Linked DNA regions of Homo sapiens: regions 1, 2, 3, 4, 6 and 7 are each linked to region 5. The links are chromatin contacts, found by Hi-C or POLR2A ChIA-PET in ENCODE. All regions are on one chromosome and are shown on one strand. Each heading gives the region's core, a stretch centred on a gene start or an enhancer-like site at or near the end of the contact. The rest is flanking DNA. Distances are from core to core; before and after follow the strand shown. Region 1 holds the start of DDB2 (damage specific DNA binding protein 2). Region 2 holds the start of PSMC3 (proteasome 26S subunit, ATPase 3). Region 3 holds the start of MAPK8IP1 (mitogen-activated protein kinase 8 interacting protein 1). Region 4 holds the start of CELF1 (CUGBP Elav-like family member 1). Region 5 holds the start of ATG13 (autophagy related 13). Region 6 holds the start of KBTBD4 (kelch repeat and BTB domain containing 4). Region 7 holds the start of PEX16 (peroxisomal biogenesis factor 16).

Region 1 (2,700 bases), core at 169-2,668, 600 kb after region 5:
GCTCACACCTGTAATCTCAGCACTTTGGCAGACCGAGGTGGATGGATGCCAGGAGTTCTAGACCAGCCTAGGCAACTTAGGGAGACTCTGTCTCTACAAAAAATGCAAAAATTAGCTGAGTGTTGCGGCGCGCACCTGTAGTCCCAGCTACTCGGGAGGCTGAGGTGGGAGGATCGATGTCCAGGAAGTCCAGCCTGCATTGAGCCCACATCCTGCCACTGCACTCCAGCCTGGGTGACAGAGAGAGGCCCTGTCTCAAAAAAAAAAAAAAAAAAAAGAAAGAGAGAAAGAAAGAAAGAAAAAATAAAAACAGCCAACGACCAAACAAATAAAAGAGCAGTGAGAACCAGACACGGTGGCTCATGCCTGTAATCCCAGCACTTTGGGAGGCAGAGGCAGGAGGATCACTTGAGCCCAGGAGGTCCAGACCAACGTGGGAAACATAGCAAGACCTTGTCTCTACAAAAATAAAAATAAAAAAATTAGGCTTGGGGATACAGGTCTGCAAGCCTACTTGGGAGGCTGAGGTGGGAGGATCAGTGAAACTTGAGGTCAAGGCTGCAGTGAGCTGTGATTACATCACTGCACTCCAGCCTGGGTAACGGAAGAGAGACACTGCCTCTAGGAAAAAAAAAAAAAAAAAAAAAAAAAGGCAAGGAGTTCCAATCATTCTCCCTTCACAGAGAAGCAGCTTGGATTCGATGGGACTGTAGTTTCTGGAATCCGACTGCAAAGCTGACCGCTGGTAGAGCCCAGCTTCTAACTTAGGAAAGGCACTAGCTCTCTACAAAGCCGCCACTCCCCAACTACACCCTGTAGGGACCAGCCAATCCCAAAGCCCGAGCGGGCGTCATCACCAATTGCAAGGCGGGAGACAGAGCCTTGGCTGGCACCGGGCCTCCTCCCCGGACCCGCAGAGGCCTGGCAGCGCCGCGTTTGAGGAGGGTTCGTGTCAGGAAGTCAAGGCTGGATGATCGCTTAAGCCCAGGAGTTAAAGACCGGCCCGGACAACAAAGCGAGACCCCGTCTCTCCAGAAAAAGAAAAAAAGAGAGAGAGAGAGAGAAATTAGCCGGGCGTGGTGGCGTACGCTTGTAGTCCCATCTACTTAGGAGGCTGAGGTGGGAGGATCGCTTGAGCCCAGGAGGTGGAGGCTGCACTGAGCTATGATCGCCCCACTGCCCTCCAGAGTGAGCGACAGAGCCAGACCCTGTTGCTAAAAAAAAAAAAAAAATCCATAAAGCCGGGGACCATCTTTGCTCCAGGGAGGTCAGCTGACCCGGGCTGGCACTGGCCCTGGCGCAGTTCCCGCCCCTCCCGGGAGCGCTGGCACCGCCCCTTGGCACCACCCCCTCCCCGCGCCCCCGCCTTCCAGGAAGGGGCGGGGTCTCCGAGACGGGTGGGGCCGGAGCTCCAAGCTGGTTTGAACAAGCCCTGGGCATGTTTGGCGGGAAGTTGGCTTAGCTCGGCTACCTGTGGCCCCGCAGTTTTGTAGTCCCCGCCTTGTTTCTCCCCAGAGGCCTCTCAATCCTCCCTCCATGATCTTCGCATAGAGCACAGTACCCCTTCACACGGAGGACGCGATGGCTCCCAAGAAACGCCCAGAAACCCAGAAGACCTCCGAGATTGTATTACGCCCCAGGAACAAGAGGAGCAGGAGTCCCCTGGAGCTGGAGCCCGAGGCCAAGAAGCTCTGTGCGAAGGGCTCCGGTACTGCCTGTGCCTGCTGCTTGAATATTTCCGCCTTTTAGGGTGCTCGCGCAGGAGGCTGCAGCGGGGGATGGGTGCTCCGAGGCTCCCGAGGCCCGCGCAGGTCACGGGTGCCTCCGGCTGTGCATTCTACCTGCAGGTCCTTTGACACCAGAGTGTTTAGGTTTCAACACCTCTCCCGCTAGGTAACAGGAAGCAGATGAGCTCCGTAACAACAGACACACGGACTTGTCAGATTCCTTGTTCGTATCAGGGTTCTTGCACAGTTAGGACGGCTTCAGAGAATCCTACCTTTCCTGGCGCTGTGTGTGCTGGATTTCATAGTCACGCTTGTTAGCTGCACGTCCTCGGTGGTCAGTTGTGAGAGCCCCCAATTCCTTCCTCCTTAGAAAGCTCATTCTCTGAGGTTTACTGGGGCTTGAACCTGGGGCTATAAGGAGTTTCGAGACACTCAAAAACGAGCTGGGGCTTGTTAATCAAGTGGTTTTTGTCCATGAGAAGAAAGAATTGGTTGTCAAGACGTCGGACCTATAGTGATTGGGTCCTCAAATACAGTTTGGTGATCAGGAGTTGTTGCTTTATTGCTATTCTAATTTCACTTACCTCCCCAGAAGTAACCTAGTTAAGAGCATTTCCAGGCCTTCCTATTCCTTCTTTTCCTAAACGGTGACTTCTGCCATGCTGCCCTAAAATCTTTTTATTGTGCATTATATGTGATTTATAAAATTGTGACCCAGTCCCATCTCGAGTTTTGCAGCCCAAACTGGGAAGAGTTCTGCATTGTACTTTATCCTTGTGTGTTTCTTTGGCTGGGGTCTCAGGAACCCTGCACGACTGTATTTACTTTCACTTCAGACTTACTGTTTGTGGGAGTGTTTTGGGGAAGGGGCCAAATCCTCACTCATTTTTTTATTTCTGGTGCTCGTTGAGACCACACAGACATGGAAAGGCCGCAGGAGGTGATGAGACAGAGATTAACCGTGCCGAATGAA
Region 2 (2,728 bases), core at 49-2,548, 810 kb after region 5:
GGTACGGCAGGGTCTTGTTCACTTTGATTTTCTCACTGTTCTCTTTTATCTTGTCCTTCATGGCTTGGAGCTCATGGGTGACTCTCAACACTTCACTCTTCATGATCTGAGATCAGGAGGGGAGGAGAAGCAAATATAAACCCTGGCACAGCTTATGCTAGAGCCCTGTAACTAGTGAGGTCCAGGGTGCCCAGGGGACCCTCCCGCATCCATTCATCCAGCTCTGAGGCTCTCTGAAGGCAGAGTCTGACTGTGTCCACATCCTGCAGAAGTCAAAAGAGGAGGCCAGTTTGGAAACCTCCTGGTGAAATAGTGGTAGTATTGGAATAAAAGCAGGCCTCCGAGAGAGGCAAACATAGGTTTTAGGTTCTGCCTCATAGTAAGAACTGGGTGCTTTATCGCAGTACAAACCTCTCTGGGCCTGTCTCCTCATCTGTAAAATAGGCATTTTACTAAAAGAAGGATTCTTGAGAGGATTATTCCCAGTTCTCACTGGGAAAGGCAATCTGATAACTTCTCATCTCAGCCCAGGCCTCCCACCACCCCCTACCTGTCTTCTTGTCCCTTTTAAGGCTTAGTTTTCTTTCCTCTCTTCCTGATATGAGGGGGAAGCCCGAGCCCCATGTCTCCCCCAGGGTGCCCGATTAGGAAGTACGAGAGGCGACTCGGATCGCCGGGGCCTGTCCTGTGGGGGCTCCATCGCCCGCACAGGAGCTGTGCGCCCACCTTGATCTCACTGTCCAGCAGCCGTGTGCGCTGGATGATCTCCTCCGTGGACATCTTGAGCACCTCCTCCCCAATTCCATCTTGCTGTAAAAAATTATTTGTTTATTTATATATTTACTTTTACTCAGGACAAGCATCCCTCGTTCTCCGAACCCACTCACAGCCTCAGTTTCCACGCCCATAAAACCAGGATGGAGTCAGGACCCCTGCCCACATCCCAAACAACCCCGTCCCCGGGATCGGGCCAGACCTTGACCCCCAGCCACCTCCTTCCCTCTTGTCAATGGCGTCTCCCTGCGGGCCCCGGTTCCCGGACCGCCAGCTCGCCCGGTGCCCACCTCGGCCTCATCCCACACGGTCGCCATCTTCTCCTGCCGAGTCACTGGACTCTCAATATTCGGCAGCAGATTCATTTCCTGGAGGAGCGGGCAGAAGATGGGACCAGGCGGGAGCCGCAACGGGAGATTAATACCGTCTTTCTTAAAGCCTTCTCTTGACCAGTGGAAAACCTCTCCCCACAAATCCCGACTCTTGACCCGACCAGCTCCGGCCGTGCTGCGGAGCAGCGAATCTGCCTCTCCGATTCCAAAGACCAACCCCTGGCCACAGGCCCCGCCCCCGCGGACCCCGAAACGTTCCCGCCCGCGTCCTATTTTTGCCGGGCGCGAGAGGTGGGGCCGCTATTGGCCGACACGCGCGTTGGGGGCGGGGCCTATGTGTAAAACCGGAAAGGGAGGGAGAAGGGTGGGATCCGCGAGGGCCTTTGGGAAATGTAGTCTTTAATCTGGCCCGTGACAGATGCTTGCGGAGGGGCGCGTTCAAACTCAGACCGTGACCCCGCTAGGAATAAGGGGATTTACACAATGACACTGCCTCCCAATTAATAAACGACATAGGCCAGCCGTGTGCAAAGGGCCAAAAAGGCATGCCACCTCAGTCCGCATTTTTACAATTATTTAAGTACAAGCTGGCCACCCGGAGTTACGGGAGGGAATCATTAACCAGCTTTAAAGAGAAATCGCTGCTGCTCCTAACGTCAGAGCAGGCTTCACGGAATTGTCCACGTGGGAAGAACTCAATTGACCATCAGCCTCTACGATTAAAAACATTATGACTCGGGCCGGGCGCGGTGGCTCACGCCTGTAATCCCAGCACTTTGGGAGGCCGAGGCGGGCGGATCACGAGGTCAGGAGATCGAGACCATCCTGGCTAACACGGTGAAACCCCGTCTCTACTAAATATACAAAAAATTAGCCGGGCGTGGTGGTGGGCGCCCGTAGTCCCAGCTACTCCGGGCTGAGCCAGGAGAATGGCATGAACCTCGGAGGCGGAGCTTGCAGTGAGCCGTGATCGCGCCACTGCACTCCAGCCTGGGCGACAGAGCGAGACTCCGTCTCAAAAAAAATTATGTCTCGTATCTGCAATTGTTTGTTTTCTCTGACCATGGTTAGTAATCTCAGTGAGCAGAGCGGGTCTCCGGATCATGGGAGACTCATTCGTTGTACCCTTGTCGGCTATTTTAAATGATCTCTCCTTATCCTTTGAGGTGAGCCCTGGAGCCCCTTTAAAGGGAACTTCATGTAAGCAACATAGCTTATATTTCAAGTCAAACCATCACAAACACTCTGTTAACCTGATGAAAATCTGTGCAATCGTTGCCTTTTTTTTGTTTGCTTGTTTGTTTTTTGTTTTTTGAGACGGAGTCTCGCTCTGTCGCCCAGGCTGGAATGCAGTGGCGCGGTCTCTCCCTACCGCAACCTCCGCCTCCCGGGTTCAATGGATTCTCCTGCCTCAGCCTCTCAAGTAGCTGGGATTACAGGCACCCACCACCACGCCCAACTAATTTTTGTATTTTTAGTAGAGACAAGGTTTCACCATGTTGACCAGGCTGGTCTCAAACTCCTGGGCGTAAGTGATCTTCCTGCCTCAGCCTCCTAAAGTGTTGGTACTATAGGCATGAACCACTACACCTAGCCTTTGCAGTAGTTTTTTTTGGAACACG
Region 3 (2,700 bases), core at 66-2,565, 730 kb before region 5:
CTCTAGGTATTGGGATATTCTCAGGGCTGGTGGTCGGAGGTTGCCTTCTGCACGGAAGGTGCCTCCAGCTCCTTGCTAGGTGCCGCACTGAAGGAAAGGGGCCAGCATGACTGGTCGGCAGTCCAGATTTGCAAATAGGACTCCACGAGTTGTGGCACAGTTTGCTCTGCACGTTTTCTGCCCTGTGGACAGGGTCTCTAGGGTTCTCTCGAGAGACCAGAGAAGCCAATGAGGTTTGACCAGAGGCTCTACGACCCAGCAAAGCTAAGGCCCTAGCCTTGGCAGTCCGTACTCTGAAATAACTCAATCGGGAAACTCAGGGACTTGAAGGCCTGGAAGCCCAGGAATAACACCCTCTCGAGGGAGAGACAATGAGGAAGAAGCCATGGCCAAAGCCTAGCAGGGATGGAGGTGCCAGAGGGAACAGAAACAACCAAAATGATCCCAAGAAGTCAACAGTGGGAGGAGAGGGAAAGGCGCCAAGTCTTAGAATGTGTGTCTGTGGGTGCAGAAGAGGGGTGCTCTGCAGGAAATGCAGTTGAGGCGCTAAGAAGGAGAATGCTGGGAAGGTCCTGGCGAGAGACCGAGAAGCCTGGAGGGCTCAATTCACCACGAGTAGCTGTTTGGGGCTGAAGAGAGATTTGGGTCAATCTTTAGAGAAGACAGCCTCTAGGGAGAGTCTTTGGGAGGGTCCCCTCAAGGTAAAGGGACAGGACTGGGGTGAGGGCTGGATCCCAGCGCAGGAGGTGGAGTGTTTCTGGGTCTCAGGCAACACATTTGTGTTACGTTACATTCTCACAACAACCATGAGAGGGACTGCTATTGTCCCATTTCACAGATAAGAAGACCAAACCTTAGTGCTCTGAAGTCACTAATGCAAGGCCCCACTGCCCAGTCACTTGTGGAGCCAGTGAATTCACACCACCTGACTCCAAACCTGTACACTTTAAGAGCCCACTGACATCCTCTCCTTTCTCTGCCTTCCTCCACGACCCTCCTTTTCCGCCTGCCTTCTTGGTCTCTGCTGCGGGGGGCCAACCTGGACCTTGGGGTCCAGTGTCCTGCCATTAGTCATCTGATACCCGGGCACTAAGCCCAACCGGAGGGACAAAGCCCACACCGGCCACGGGGTGGAGGAGAGTCGATGTCGGATTTAGGGCGGGGCTGAACCAAGCCCAGGGCCGCGGGGGCCGTGGCTTCAGCACCGCGGAGAGCGCCATCTCCGGGGGCGGGGCTGGCGGGGTGGGGGCGGGGCCTGGGCGGGGCGCGCGAGACCCCGGCCGGGTCCCGGGGGCGCGCGCGGGGCGCTCTCGCCAGTCCCGCGGGCCGTGCGCGGTGCTGTGCCGCGCCCTGCCAGACACAGGTGCGCCCGCCTAGCCCGAACTCCGCGGCGGCGGCTGCCCTCTCGCCGCGCCTCCGCCTCCTTCGCAGCCGCCGCCTCCTCCGCGCCGCGCTCCGCCCGGATGGCCAGGGCTGTGCCCGAGAATGGCGGAGCGAGAAAGCGGCGGCCTGGGAGGGGGGGCCGCGTCCCCGCCCGCCGCCTCCCCGTTCCTGGGGCTGCACATCGCTTCGCCTCCCAATTTCAGGTGAGAGTCCCCGGCCGCCGCGCGCCTCGCCCTTCAGCGGGGACTGATCCGCATTGGCTGCCCTGCCCGCCCCCCACCCCAGAACCTCGGGAACCCGGGAACGAAAGGGCTGCGTGGGAGTGGGGTCTCTTCCCGGGACAGAGCCCCCCTCAGAAGCCCCGCCAGCCTCAAGTCCGGACTGGTAGCCGTTGCATGTTCACGAGGCTGTTCCCTCCGCCATTCCTGGTCCTAGGCTGGGAGGTCTGCGCTGGAATTGGAGGAGGGGGCTCGGAGGCCTCCTTCTCCCCAACCTCCGGGCTGCGGCAGGGTCTGGGGTCGGGGTTGCGATCCCGGAGCGGGCAGGCAGGCTGCATCTTAGCCTGTGAATAGAGCTGGGAACAGCCTGGAGGGGCGCGGGTCGCAGTTTCCTGGGGCAACGACATTGTTGGTGCTGGGAGGAGGATGTTTGAGCCCCTCCCCGAGCCCTGCCTGGCCAGATGGGCCTACCTGCCAGGCCTGGCGTGGCCGGGCCCCTCTCTGGATTGGGCAGCACCGACCTAGGCAGGTGTGTCTCTCAGGGCAGGCGCTGAAGGCTCAGCCTCAACCAGGGGAATCCTAGGCCCGGCTGCGGGAAGGGAAGTCGGCTCGGCTCTGGAGTAGCCAGGGCCAGCGAGGGTGTCGAGGGGATCCCTGCTGGGGTAAATACCCAGAACCCTGACCTGAGCTCCTATTCCACCACCCCCACCCCCCAATCTGGTGTTAGGCCCGATGCATTTCAGAGAAGTGAGGGGTGAGTGTTGTGTGGAGGAGGAATAGATGTACCTCCCCCATAATTCTGAACCCTAGTTGGTGGGGAGGAAGAGGCCGAAGTCACTGCTCCCGGCCTAGAGAGGGAGGCTTAGACATACCCCATTGTTTCCCCATCTCGAGAACTGGCGCCTTCCCCTCTCCTGGGGCACCACCCCAGCCAGGCTCCAGCTGGGCTGTGGTGCCAGCCCCTCCTGGGAGCAAGGGGTCACTGGCTCCCAGGTCCTCAGGTGGGCAGAGACCCCTGGGGATCTCTAATAGCATCATCAAACTCAGAAACCTTCCCTGAGGCCCTGAGCTGAGCTGGAAGGACCAGAGGGGGCCAGAT
Region 4 (2,700 bases), core at 76-2,575, 940 kb after region 5:
AGTTCGAGACCATCCAGCCTGATCAACATGGTGAAACCCCGTCTATACTAAAAATACGAAAATTAGCCAGGCCTGGTGGCACATGCCTGTAATCCCAGCTACTTGGGAGGCTGAGGCAGGAGAATTGCTTGAACCTGGGGAGGTTGCAGTGAGCCGAGATAGCGCCACTGCACTCCAGCCTAAGCAACAAGAGCGAAACTCCGTCTTAAAAAAAAAAAAAAAAAAGATGAAGTTCTTGTAAAAGATTCATTATTTGTAACCTCTTACACTGCACACATTATAAAGCATTTCATGCTCTTTAAAACTGTTATACAGCCTTTTTACTCGAAGGTAATAAACCTACAGCTCTCTCCTGGCGAGAAAGAGATTCCATTTTGCGGAAACAGATTCCAGTCAAAATCTTACCACATTCCCCTCAACTATGGGTATGAGCCTAAACCAATGAGAAGCTCCTTGGTGCATGTGTAATGGTCTCCAAGAATTACAACAACATCCTACCCGGAGGACCACAACCACGACACCACTGGCTTTAAAATCAAAGCCTGGTCCCTAGCGAAGAAAGCGCTTTAATGTGCTCCTCCCGCTCCCGGGTGCGAGATTCCTGCCCAGCTACTAGGCCACGACTGGGTGAGCACCTGATGTGGGGGGAGGGCGAGCCAAGGCCGTAGCGGATCTGGGGCGAGGAACGAGGGGCTCTCGAGGCTCGGGAAAAGCGCTGCCTTCTAGGGGCGCGGACCCTTCGGCACCCACAGGAGTGGACACTAAGAACACGTGAGACGACAGGGGCAGAGATGGGGTGTCCCGGGCAGGTAGCCTGGGTCCAGCACGGCAGCCAGAAAGACGAGGAAAACGGAGCTGGCCCTGGGCAGGGCACGAGGCCTCTGAGCCTAGAGAGTGAAGGTAAAGGGCGCGGGGAGAGGAAGCAAAGCCACGAGGAGGGCGGGTCTCCCTGGGCGCGGGGGCACGCGCTGGGCAAACGCGACAGGACCCGGGGAGCCGGGGACCCCGACATGCAGGAGGAGATCGCAGCCCTACCCCAGGACGCAGGGAACGAGAAAAGGCCGCGCCCGGAGGGCCCTGTGACCCGCGGCCTCCCTAACCGGACCCGCCCCGCGGCGCCTCCCTCTTGCCTTTTTTCCCCTCCCTCCCTCCCGCGGCCCGTTATCCTGCGGCCGCAGCACTCACCAGCGGCTGCACCTGAGCCTGCCGCTGCCTCAGTTGCTGCCTGCGCCTCCGCAGCCGCCGCCGCCGCCTCGCTGCTGAGGCCGAATCCCGGGGGAGCCTCCGCGTCCCGCCGCCGCTGCCGCTGCCGCCAGAGCAGAACACCCCAAAATGGCGGCACTTCCGGCACCTACCACCGGCGGGGAGGGCAGAGGAGGAGGGGGAGCGCGGCGAGGGGGAACGTATCACCGCGGCGCCGCCCGCAGCGCCGATGCGAGCGGAGCGCGGCGTAGGGGCGGGCCGAGCGCCGGGCGCTGCAGCGCCCCCTCGGGCTGGGAAGTGGAGGAGCAGCCGCACCTAAGCCCCTGGGGCCGCGGGCGGAGCCCTCAACCTAGGGAGCTGCAGGGGCGCATCTCTTTGTCTCCGATCCCTACTGGAGGGAAGAGCCAGGCCTGGGAATCTGAAGTTCTCGACTCCGCCCATCGCACCCACAGGAGCTCTAGATGACCCTGGTGGGCAAGGAGGCACCCCTACTGGGCACTGAATAGGAGCATAATAAGATATTTGTTGAATAAATGGATGAGTGAGTGACTGGTGCTTGGCCAGCGTTGGGCACATGGCACGCCCCTTTTTGCCCCAGCAGACAAGCAACAGCATCCAGGCCTTCCTTCTTTGCTGGGATGTGAATATGTGTGTTCCAAGTGCAGGGAGTGCTTTTTAGCAAGATAATCAGTGTGAACGCACAACCTGGCAACGATCGCTGCGACATAAGGAAGTTCACAAAGATTCTATTAAGAGACCGATTGCCCAGCCATAACCTGCTTTTACCGAAAAAAAAATATATATATATATTTTTTTTTCTTAACTCAGGTTAGGTCTCTAAAGACTTCCTCCTGAGTTACTCTGGAATCCCTGGGTCTAGATGGAACGCAAGCAGTACAATTTGTTGTTGTTGTTGTTGTTGTTTAAGCCAACATTTATTCCTAGGTTCCAGACCTTGTGAGGCAGTTAAATGCAGATTAAGAAAGAAAACTTTGTTCTGGAAGCTTTTGGCCCCATCAACATGCAAATAACTCATGGGATGGTTTCTCTCTAACATCATCTGGCTTCCCAGAGAATATAATTTTTATACCCACAAATACTGATTATATCCTACCTTACCACAAACAACAAGTGGGCTTCCAAGCAGAAGCCTCAAGGGTTTTCCTCTTTCGCCTTTGGGGGGGAAAAAAACTAACCAGAGTTTTTCTGGTACCATATAGTCCTTAAATTGTACATGATCATATTCCCTAATTGTACTGGGTAGTTTTATATACATTCATAATGCTGATATATGATCTTGTTCTTGTTAATAGTTTTATGTGTAGTTGACTGAAAACATCCTATATTTATAGACCATTATAGCTTACAGAATGTTGTCACAAATATTACCATATATTTGCTGCTATAGGTTGTAGAAATGTTTCAAGCAGAGAGTCTGTCTCCTTTTGTGCTCCATAGAATCATGTGGATATCCACATGGCTCACTTCCTCACCTCC
Region 5 (2,700 bases), core at 152-2,651:
TCATCCAGCTTAAAACGGTCCAATGTCCGGTGACCACGGCCATATAGCAAGAGGTCACAGTCAAGCACTGTTATTGGTATAGCCATGGTAAATGTGAATGTTGGCTCTCCTCTTTGCTTTTTCTGAACTGTTCCCAATGAAGATGTTGGTGCAAGAACGTATTTTTAAGAAAGTATCAGAATCCAACAGCTAACCACAGTTAAATGGCTCTGCCATTTATAATCTTCTCTCTGTAAATGTTAAAAGAAAAAACATTAGGAACCTACCAAAGACTTTAAAGTGACTCAAAGGCTGGAGCAGCTCCTTTTCTACAAATTTCCATTTTGTTGAGGCAAAACGTACTGTACTTACAACTCCGGATTTTTCTCCACTAACTCATGGCTGCACGACAGGCTTGCTCTGATTCAAGGATAATGGGAATTCAATCTTTGTGGCTCATTTAATGCTTGGCATTTCAATTGAGAACACCAAAAGAATAATGGAGGTGATGACATAATTATTCACAAGGTAAAAGAGGTCGGCTTCTAACTATATAGGCCAAGAAGCAGCTGACATATGTCATAACCACCTTGGGTAAGAATTGGTCACGGGTTTCATTATCCAAAGACTTCTGGTTTCACCTGACAAATACAGGACAGATGCTGGGGTGTTCAAACCAGTCTAACAAGAAAAGAAGGGGCAAAAAAAAAAAAAAAAAAAAAAAAAAAAAAACAACCAAAGTCCACAACCCAGCCTTATGGACGTACACTGTGTGCTGTAACAAAAGGCTTTTCCCTCACTCCAAGAACTCCAAATCGTGAACCTGAGGGCCAGGAAGTACGGAAGACCAGACACATTGGAAGTCGGGAGCGAAAAAGAGGCTGGCCGAACCAGGTTTGGGAAGCGACTCTGCCACTTTTAAAGGGCACCCTAAAAACGGATGTCAAAGTCTGATTGCGCCGGCCACTCAGTTAGCCCAGGCCCGTCACCCACCTCTCCGCGGCTGCCAGGTTACCAGCCACACTTCCCACCCACCCAGCCGGGTTGGGCCCTCCTCCGGAACCGGCGACTGCACAGAGGCCGCCACGGCGCGCAACAGCGGCACCGCCCCTTCCGCGTCAGCGCCCGCCCCGCGCCGCGCCCTCACTGCCGCTGCCGCGGCTACCTGCGGTTCATCTCCGCACATTCCACACGCGGCCCAAACGGTCTCTCTCTCTCTCTCTCAAACACCGCCTTTCCGTCTTTGTTTTATCTTGAGTAGCTTAGAAAGATTGGAGAAGAAAGCTTACGTGGAATGAAAATCAACTTTTATGGATATTTTGAGGACTAAAAGAATAAATAGGGCGTCCGTACTGTAGCGAAAGTGCGACTAAGGTTAGGCATCTGGATTTCCCCCGTAGCCCTCTTTCACCCCCCCCCCCCGGCCATTACCGAAGCGGATGAAAACAAACACTAACGATGGCGGCGCCGGGAAGCGACCGGCTGCTGGGCTTAAGGCGGGAGTGACCGCTTAACCAGTGAGGGAAGCACTGAAGAGCGCCAGTCGACGTGGGTGCGACAACTCGCGGAGTCTTAGGAGCAAAACGTCTGGGGCCTGCGAGCCAGGACCCTTCTGAAGCCTTAGGTGTCTATCGGCGACGTGTACGGTCACTGCAGCTCCGGAGCGCGGAACCCTCAGCCAGGAGGCGCGGCTGGTCGGTCCCAGGTCCCGGCCTCCGTAATGAGAGCCCGGAACCACTCTTTGTGCCGCAGCTTCGCAGGTACTAACTTTTGCGGGGGATACCCCAAGATCTCTCAGCGCCCCCGGGTGGGAGGCTGTGGATCTGCGGCCCCTTGGCTGCTGCTTCGTGGAAGTAGAAGGGATTAGCCACGGTTCAATCCCCTGGGCCCCTGAGTTTTCTGTGGGAAGTTGAGTTGGTCTAGGCCCCGTTGGCCCCTGCTTGTTTGGCAGAGAATCCCCTCCACCCCAGAGCTTTCCTCTCCACTTTTTCAGCTCCTTGGGTTAGGTCGTCAGGCGTTTTGGAGGTAATTTGGGGGGCCATAACTCCGGGGTTGGGTGCCAATATGAGTGAGGTAGGTTTTCATTCAATCAAGATTTGCTGAGTGCCAAATATGTACTCCGCGTGTAGGTGAGGGTGACTGTTGACTAGTGAAAAAAGGGACCCATGGTTCACGACTGTCTTCTTACTGGCAGTGGAACGACCTGTGGAAACCTGTGATCCATTCTCATTAAATAAATCTCTGGGTAAGTGGCTAAGCACCTTCTTGAGCTCATCACTAATTCTTCCCAGTTTTCACTTTTCCAGTGAGTTCCCAGTTAGCCTGGTCAATTCAGCGTAGCATTTCACTTTTGGTATTTCTTCGTTCTCTGGCCACCCCGCAGCCAAAAAGAAAAAAGAGATTTTAAAAAATTACCTATTTTCTCATTACACTTAGTTTAAAACTCATCTCCTAAGGTGATAGAATTTATTGGACACCTTTAGTGGGAGATGTATTATAATAAGAAACAACAAGCTCTTCCTTTACACTAAATTAGCTTCCAGATTTTGTGTGTTGTTTTATGACTGTTAGTCCTTTTCATGTGTGCATGTAGTGGCTCCAGCTCAATTATGAGGTTTTTTTTTTGTTGTTTTCAACTCTCCATTTATCAGCTCAGGAGAAGTCTTTTAGTTTTTTAGATTTTAAAATTTTTATTATTATTATTAGAGATAAGGTATTGCT
Region 6 (2,700 bases), core at 1-2,500, 960 kb after region 5:
ACTCGCTGACATCCTGCAGCACAATCACCCGGTTGTGGGCCTCCTTCAGGTTGGAAGTGAACATGGATCGGAAGAAGCAGCTCTGAGCTGAGAGGACCAGCCGATGGAGCTGAAACTCCCGGCCTTCCACCGAAATGGTGACATCAGCAAAGAGCTCCTCCTCTAGACACAGTTTCATGATGCCTTGAGCCACACGGCCTGAATGTGACCGATCTTTGAAAGTGTAGTTCACAAAGTAGTTCTCATCCATGGATGCTCCAGGCTCCTCTGGTGATTCCATGCTAGCCAACTTCTCTCTCTGCCAGCTGTCTGCAAAGCAACACCATCTTGAGTAACCTGAGGAATTCACAGCCATAGTCTGTGAATCCAACTGTCCAACTCAGGGAGGGAAAAGGAAGAAGTGAGAGCAAAGTGGGTCCAGATTGGCCTTAGTCCTGGCCCTGTCCATGATGTCCCTGACGCTATCCTTTAACCAAATCTGGGTTCGTTATCCCCAGTGGCGCCCCTCCGCTAATGATATAAATAAAAGTTCCAACTCTGGGTGTTTTCCTGAGAAAACACGGAATAATTCCTTTCCATAATGTTAACAAAAGACTTGGGATTTAGGTCAATATATGAAAGCAAAGGGCTGGGAGAGGCCTGTGATCGTAAAAGCCTTACTAACCAAATAACTGGGGCATAAAACTAGTGAAGCTCAGGGGCAGTAGAATCAGACAAAAAGGACCCCTGGCCCCGGCCTAGTGGCCAGGTCCTCTCCTTCCCAGCGCATGGAGTTAAGACGCTCCATATGAAGCCTAGCCTGGGATATCCGTGGGTCTTACATTTGCTCTCTTCTGAGCTGCTTCCCCCACACTTCCCCGCTCGCTCGAAAGACTCCCTATGGCTGCGTCCCAGAACTTGAGTCCATCCGCCCCCAGGCCGGGGCACTGGGAGGCCCATCACCCTGTGCAATGTCCCCGCTCCACCTTGAGTCGTCTTGGAAACGGTCGCCAGGGAAACCGTTCTTCCCGCTCAGGCCCGCCCGCCCTCGTCAAAAGCTTGGCTCAGAGAGCGGGGGAGGGGTGTGTAGCGTAGAACCCAAAACGCCCGCCCCCTCCCCTCCTCTCACCCGCCTGGTTCTTCAGCGTCCTCGCCTTCTCTCTAGGCTCTGCCACAAGGAGCTAGGACCACGCTCACCTCACGATTTCCCTACCTGCCTGTCTCGCTTTCTCACCTGCGTTCCCTCCTTTCATCCCGGAGCCCGGAACCTCCGCTTCCGGCTCCACGTCCGCCCGGAAGAAGATCTGCTGCACACTTCCGTTTCCGGTCCGTGCCCTTGGGGCTCCGTGTCCTGCTGTCTTTCCGTCCGCTGCCTAGTCTGCATCTGAGTAACATGGCGGCGGCGGCGGTAGCCAGGCTGTGGTGGCGCGGGATCTTGGGGGCCTCGGCGCTGACCAGGGGTGAGCACGGGCAGCCAGCTGAGACCGGGGTCAGGCGCAGCGGCGTGCCCAGTGCAGAGAGCTCCTCAGGGCTCATCCCGCGCGTCTGTGCCTTTTATCTCCCTGTGCAGGGACTGGGCGACCCTCCGTTCTGTTGCTGCCGGTGAGGCGGGAGAGCGCCGGGGCCGACACGCGCCGTGAGTATGTGCGGGCAGCGCTCTTCTCTGAACTATCGGCGGGGCCCCTTAGATGCCTGTCCTTGCCCTAGGATGCCCTTCCCTACGTCCTCCTGGCAAATCTTGGAGATCTGACTTGCAGTGGTCTTCACCCTGCATGCAGAATCGAGCCCTCCCTGTGCCCTTAGGCCTGTTATGGCCCTGATTGTTCCTTGTCCATTTCAATCATCCCCTTTTTGTCTGATTAAACTGTCAGCTCTTTGAAAGCAAGCAATATAACCTTTAGGCCTCAGAGCCCTGTAATAATAGTACCTAGCGTTAATTGAGTGCTTAATGTGTGCCTGGAACCTCGCTAAGCGTTTTAGTGAATGATCTTATTTCGTCCTCACAACAGCCTTATGGGGTAGATAGCATCTTACTCTTCTTACTATAGATCAGGAAACAGTCCAAAGAATTAAACTGCCCAGGGTCAAAGACCTAGTGAATGACAAAGTAGGCCTGCCTGCTGCCAGAGGCAGAAACACCTAACCATTATTCTGTAGCTTGTGATGTGTGATTGCTCAGTGGTTTAGGGTTGCATGAATGAGTATGTACATATTATGTTACAGTCAAGATACACGGACTGGGAGTTAGGAGACCTGGCATTTCTCCTTTCCTGGGTTTTCTCATTGACACACACACACACACACACACACACACACACACACACACACACACCTGGGCCTCAGTTTTCTCATTGACACACACACACACACACACTTTTAAGGAGAGAGAGAGTCTGTGAGGGATCTTCAAGCCCTGAAGTTCTTAGCTTGAGAACCTGGTATAAACTTGCGTGCTAAGGAGCTACAGAGAGGCAAAAGTTCAGTTCCCATCCTCAAACAGCTCTTAGTCTGACAGGAGAACTGAGACTACTGCTTTAGCAGAAATGCAGGCAATGTGAGGGAAGAACTGTGGAGTAATTTTGAGAAGAGGTGAACACCCCAGCTGCTATAGTAAGAGTCTTTCTGAGGACCGTGTAGTTAAGGTGGCACTTTCCCCAAGTTTTCATCACTGTATTCCCTAGAAGGGAAACCTTTCACATGCACCTTTCTCAAGGTGCTTCA
Region 7 (2,700 bases), core at 8-2,507, 700 kb before region 5:
TCCTGGCCCTTTCTCTCTTGGCAGCCTGTTCCTGAGGGTCTATTCCACCTCCACTTTTCTTTTTTCTGAGTCGGAGTTTCACTCTTGTTGCCCAGGCTGGAGTGCAATGGCACAATCTCGGCTCACTGCAACCTCTGCCTCCCAGGTTCAAGCAATTCTCCTGCCTCAGCCTCTCAAGTAGCTGGGACTACAGGCACCTGCTACCATGCCCAGCTAATTTTTGTATTTTTAGTAGAGATGGGGTTTCACCATGTTGGCCAGGCTGGTCTCGAACTCCTGACCTCACGTGATCCACCTGCCTCTGCCTCCCAAAGTGCTGGGATTACAAGTGTGAGCCACTGCACCTGGCCTCACCTCTGCTTTTCAAAACCCAGTGCATTCTTTCAGGACTGTGACAGCAGTCACTGGGCAAACACTCTTGAGGTAGTTACAATCTGGGAATCCTGGAATCTGGGAGATCTAGACTTGAATCTTGGTTCTGGGACCATCAGTGACTGTTCTCTAACCTCACTGAGCTTCTTCCTTAAATGGACAGTGATGACAATAAGTACCACTTAATATGACTGTAGGGAGGATTAACAAGTAAAGGTAAGAAAGGCACTTAGTCCAGCGCCTGGCCAGTAGTGAATACTCAGATAAGGTCCCCAGACGTGTCTCTTGACTTAGGGACATGGAGGGCCCAGGACAATGAACAACAGACCTTGTGCCGATTCAGTCATAGCACAAGGTGTCTAACGGGCAGCCCAGGTCCTCGGGCTGGGGTGCTCACCCTCTCTGGGGAACTCACCAGGGGCCAGGCAGCCGATCCCCCATCCCCCACCCCCAGAGCCCGGCTCACCCAGCTCTGACAGCTCGTGCGAATCGGCGAATCGACCTGGGGAGAGGGTACAGAAGGAGGTGTGAGTGAGCATCTGCCTCACATTTCGTCTTCGGGTCCCGGAAATCCCCTCCCTACGCCCTTTGGGAACCTGGACGGGTCTTCTCAAGCACAGCGATCACTACCCTGACTCCGCAGGGAAGGGGGCCACTGGGGTCATAGGTCAGGGCCCAGAAGGAACTGATCAAAGGTCAGGGTGGCACCTGCCAGCAGGTAACTGAAGCCCCGCACTGCTGTCTCCAGCTGGGCCGTGGCGGCCGGGTGACGAGTCACGTACTCCTGGTAGCGGAGGCCCAGGAGCCGCAGCTTCTCCATCCTGCCCTCGGCACCGACAGACCCACAGAAGGACCGTACGACAGGCTGCGGCGCCCTGCTTCCTGCGCCCTCCTTCCTGCTTCCGGTCTTAGGCCCGCCTCTTGGTTGCTTAACTTCCGCGGGCCAGAAGGCTGAGGACTTGAAGAACCGGTGAACCACCCTTCACCCCATCTCTTGAACCGCTTCCCACTCGGGTAGCCCTTAGCAACTGAGGGCCCAAACCCGGCCCCCTACTCCCTCAAGTCATTGGTTAGCACGCTCTCCGCCCCTGACCCGCCCAGCGCCGTCAGCACCCAGCTCTTCCGTTTACCGGGTTGGCTGCCCTTGCGCCTGCGCAGTTAAAGCTCCGGTAAAGCCGGGCGGCAGTCAGAGCAGTTCATTCTAGAGAAGGGAGCTGGAGCCCCGAGTCTTTCCAATGGAACGCCGAGAGACTCGAACGGCAGGGCCGGATTTTAAAGGGCTGAGAGATAGCGGGTGCTTGAAAAAAGGAGCCTCGATCAGATTTGGGGAGGTGCGGGGCGTCTAAATACAGTTGCACTGTGTCTCAGCAGGCGCGCGTTCGGCCAGTATCCCCATCTCCGTTTCCTCAACAAAGGTAGTGCTGGGGAAACTGAGGCAGTAAGGAGTCCAGCCCTCTAGTGCCGTCTCGATCCCCTAGACAGCACAGTTAGTGCTCCGGCTTCGGCCTCAGCTCCCGTATGGACTGTGCCCCCCAAAGGGCTCGCGCCTGCATTCCCACATACGCGAAGAAAGCCCTGGCCCGGGCTTCTCTCGGCTCGGTGGCCCTTGGGCGGGAGTATCCCTTCTCTGGGTCTCGGATTTCCCGATCTGTAAAATGGTTTGAGGGCAGACTTGATCCTTGAACTCAGAATCGATCTCAGCTTTCTGGCCCTCGGACGCACCTCGCAGTCCTCAGCTGCGCCCCCAAGGGAAGGGGAGACCCCTGGGGAGTATCTTCCCAAACCAAGCAGCCTCCCTGGAACGGGTGGCACCGGGAGATCTGCGGCGAGTGGTGGAGGGAACGGGCGCTCTGGGGAGGTAGCGCTGATTGGCTGCGGGGAAAGGGGCGTGACATGGGTGGAGCCGTGGGCCAGTGGCCTGAGGGAGCGGGCCAGCGGATTTATGGTACCCTGAGAATAGTAATACATTATTTTACCTAATCCTCTCCACCAGATATCTCCAGATGAAGAAAGCATCCTTTTAAGAACGCCCAGCCAAAATTTGAGTGTTGGTCTTTTCTGACCTCAGAGACTAGGCGGTTTTTTTTAATTCATTTTTTTTAACTTTAATTTTATTTTTAGAGACCAGGTCTAAGCATCACACCTCACCAGGAAACCACAACCTTCCTTCCACTCCCTCACTCCACCCTACTCCACAGCTTAGTTTTCTTCTCTATCAGGTGGGGGATTAAAGCTGCCCTCTTCTCACATCAAAGAACGAAGACCCAGGGAAAGGTGACCAGGGGCCTGAGGAGAGGCAAAGGTCTTGGAGAACAGAGGAGGTGGTCA

Evidence for each region. Hi-C counts contacts between places; a loop is a spot of excess contacts on that map. ChIA-PET counts read pairs that join two places held with the same protein, here RNA polymerase II (POLR2A). Pooled maps may share reads with other maps.
Region 1: a loop to region 5 is called in a map of naive thymus-derived CD4-positive, alpha-beta T cell, with 4 times the contacts of the local background. The contact joins the promoter of DDB2 here to the promoter of ATG13 in region 5. A Hi-C loop is called at or near these places in 1 of 168 maps with a recorded cell type or tissue (naive thymus-derived CD4-positive, alpha-beta T cell), 2 of 37 single-sample maps with no recorded cell type and 8 of 50 pooled maps. POLR2A ChIA-PET finds 5 or more read pairs at or near these places in 3 of 52 experiments (RWPE1, WTC11 and activated naive CD4-positive, alpha-beta T cell).
Region 2: a loop to region 5 is called in a map of CD8-positive, alpha-beta T cell, with 27 times the contacts of the local background. The contact joins the promoter of PSMC3 here to the promoter of ATG13 in region 5. A Hi-C loop is called at or near these places in 2 of 168 maps with a recorded cell type or tissue (CD8-positive, alpha-beta T cell and naive thymus-derived CD4-positive, alpha-beta T cell), 2 of 37 single-sample maps with no recorded cell type and 11 of 50 pooled maps. POLR2A ChIA-PET finds 5 or more read pairs at or near these places in 2 of 52 experiments (A673 and CD4-positive, alpha-beta T cell).
Region 3: a pooled map shows a loop between it and region 5 (9-fold over the local background). The contact joins the promoter of MAPK8IP1 here to the promoter of ATG13 in region 5. A Hi-C loop is called at or near these places in 3 of 50 pooled maps. POLR2A ChIA-PET finds 5 or more read pairs at or near these places in 2 of 52 experiments (activated CD4-positive, alpha-beta T cell and activated T-cell).
Region 4: a loop to region 5 is called in a map of naive thymus-derived CD4-positive, alpha-beta T cell, with 4 times the contacts of the local background. The contact joins the promoter of CELF1 here to the promoter of ATG13 in region 5. A Hi-C loop is called at or near these places in 1 of 168 maps with a recorded cell type or tissue (naive thymus-derived CD4-positive, alpha-beta T cell), 3 of 37 single-sample maps with no recorded cell type and 10 of 50 pooled maps.
Region 6: a pooled map shows a loop between it and region 5 (13-fold over the local background). The contact joins the promoter of KBTBD4 here to the promoter of ATG13 in region 5. A Hi-C loop is called at or near these places in 2 of 37 single-sample maps with no recorded cell type and 7 of 50 pooled maps.
Region 7: a map of natural killer cell shows a loop between it and region 5 (26-fold over the local background). The contact joins the promoter of PEX16 here to the promoter of ATG13 in region 5. A Hi-C loop is called at or near these places in 5 of 168 maps with a recorded cell type or tissue (B cell, CD14-positive monocyte, naive thymus-derived CD4-positive, alpha-beta T cell and 1 more), 1 of 37 single-sample maps with no recorded cell type and 14 of 50 pooled maps. POLR2A ChIA-PET finds 5 or more read pairs at or near these places in 1 of 52 experiments (T-cell).

The regions. Positions count from the first base shown.
Region 1 is chr11:47,213,556-47,216,255 of GRCh38, forward strand. DDB2 (damage specific DNA binding protein 2) reads left to right here and starts at 1,419. Exons shown (of 10, transcript NM_000107.3): 1 at 1,419-1,708. The coding sequence starts at 1,582. RefSeq lists enhancers at 23-859, 860-1,695, 902-1,141, 983-2,182, 1,472-1,751 and a silencer at 1,212-1,421.
Region 2 is chr11:47,425,141-47,427,868 of GRCh38, forward strand. PSMC3 (proteasome 26S subunit, ATPase 3) reads right to left here and starts at 1,299. Exons shown (of 12, transcript NM_002804.5): 1 at 1,065-1,299; 2 at 727-810; 3 at 1-106. The coding sequence starts at 1,139. RefSeq lists silencers at 926-1,137, 1,408-1,537 and an enhancer at 1,108-1,307.
Region 3 is chr11:45,884,336-45,887,035 of GRCh38, forward strand. MAPK8IP1 (mitogen-activated protein kinase 8 interacting protein 1) reads left to right here and starts at 1,316. Exons shown (of 12, transcript NM_005456.4): 1 at 1,316-1,586. The coding sequence starts at 1,486. RefSeq lists a silencer at 1,178-1,577.
Region 4 is chr11:47,551,807-47,554,506 of GRCh38, forward strand. CELF1 (CUGBP Elav-like family member 1) reads right to left here and starts at 1,326. Exons shown (of 15, transcript NM_001376376.1): 1 at 1,186-1,326. RefSeq lists enhancers at 1-213, 889-1,564 and silencers at 912-1,001, 1,072-1,601.
Region 5 is chr11:46,616,152-46,618,851 of GRCh38, forward strand. It overlaps ATG13 (autophagy related 13), which reads left to right and starts at 1,402. Exons shown (of 19, transcript NM_001346311.2): 1 at 1,402-1,739. It overlaps HARBI1 (harbinger transposase derived 1), which reads right to left and starts at 1,076. Exons shown (of 3, transcript NM_173811.4): 1 at 973-1,076; 2 at 1-230. The coding sequence starts at 86. RefSeq lists an enhancer at 1,209-1,388 and a silencer at 1,368-1,662.
Region 6 is chr11:47,577,720-47,580,419 of GRCh38, forward strand. KBTBD4 (kelch repeat and BTB domain containing 4) reads right to left here and starts at 1,251. Exons shown (of 4, transcript NM_018095.6): 1 at 1,214-1,251; 2 at 1-309. The coding sequence starts at 1,232. It overlaps NDUFS3 (NADH:ubiquinone oxidoreductase core subunit S3), which reads left to right and starts at 1,355. Exons shown (of 7, transcript NM_004551.3): 1 at 1,355-1,439; 2 at 1,550-1,615. The coding sequence starts at 1,373. RefSeq lists enhancers at 810-1,469, 1,162-1,401, 1,470-2,128.
Region 7 is chr11:45,916,620-45,919,319 of GRCh38, forward strand. It overlaps PEX16 (peroxisomal biogenesis factor 16), which reads right to left and starts at 1,258. Exons shown (of 11, transcript NM_004813.4): 1 at 1,081-1,258; 2 at 839-874. The coding sequence starts at 1,192. RefSeq lists enhancers at 314-1,066, 1,013-1,082.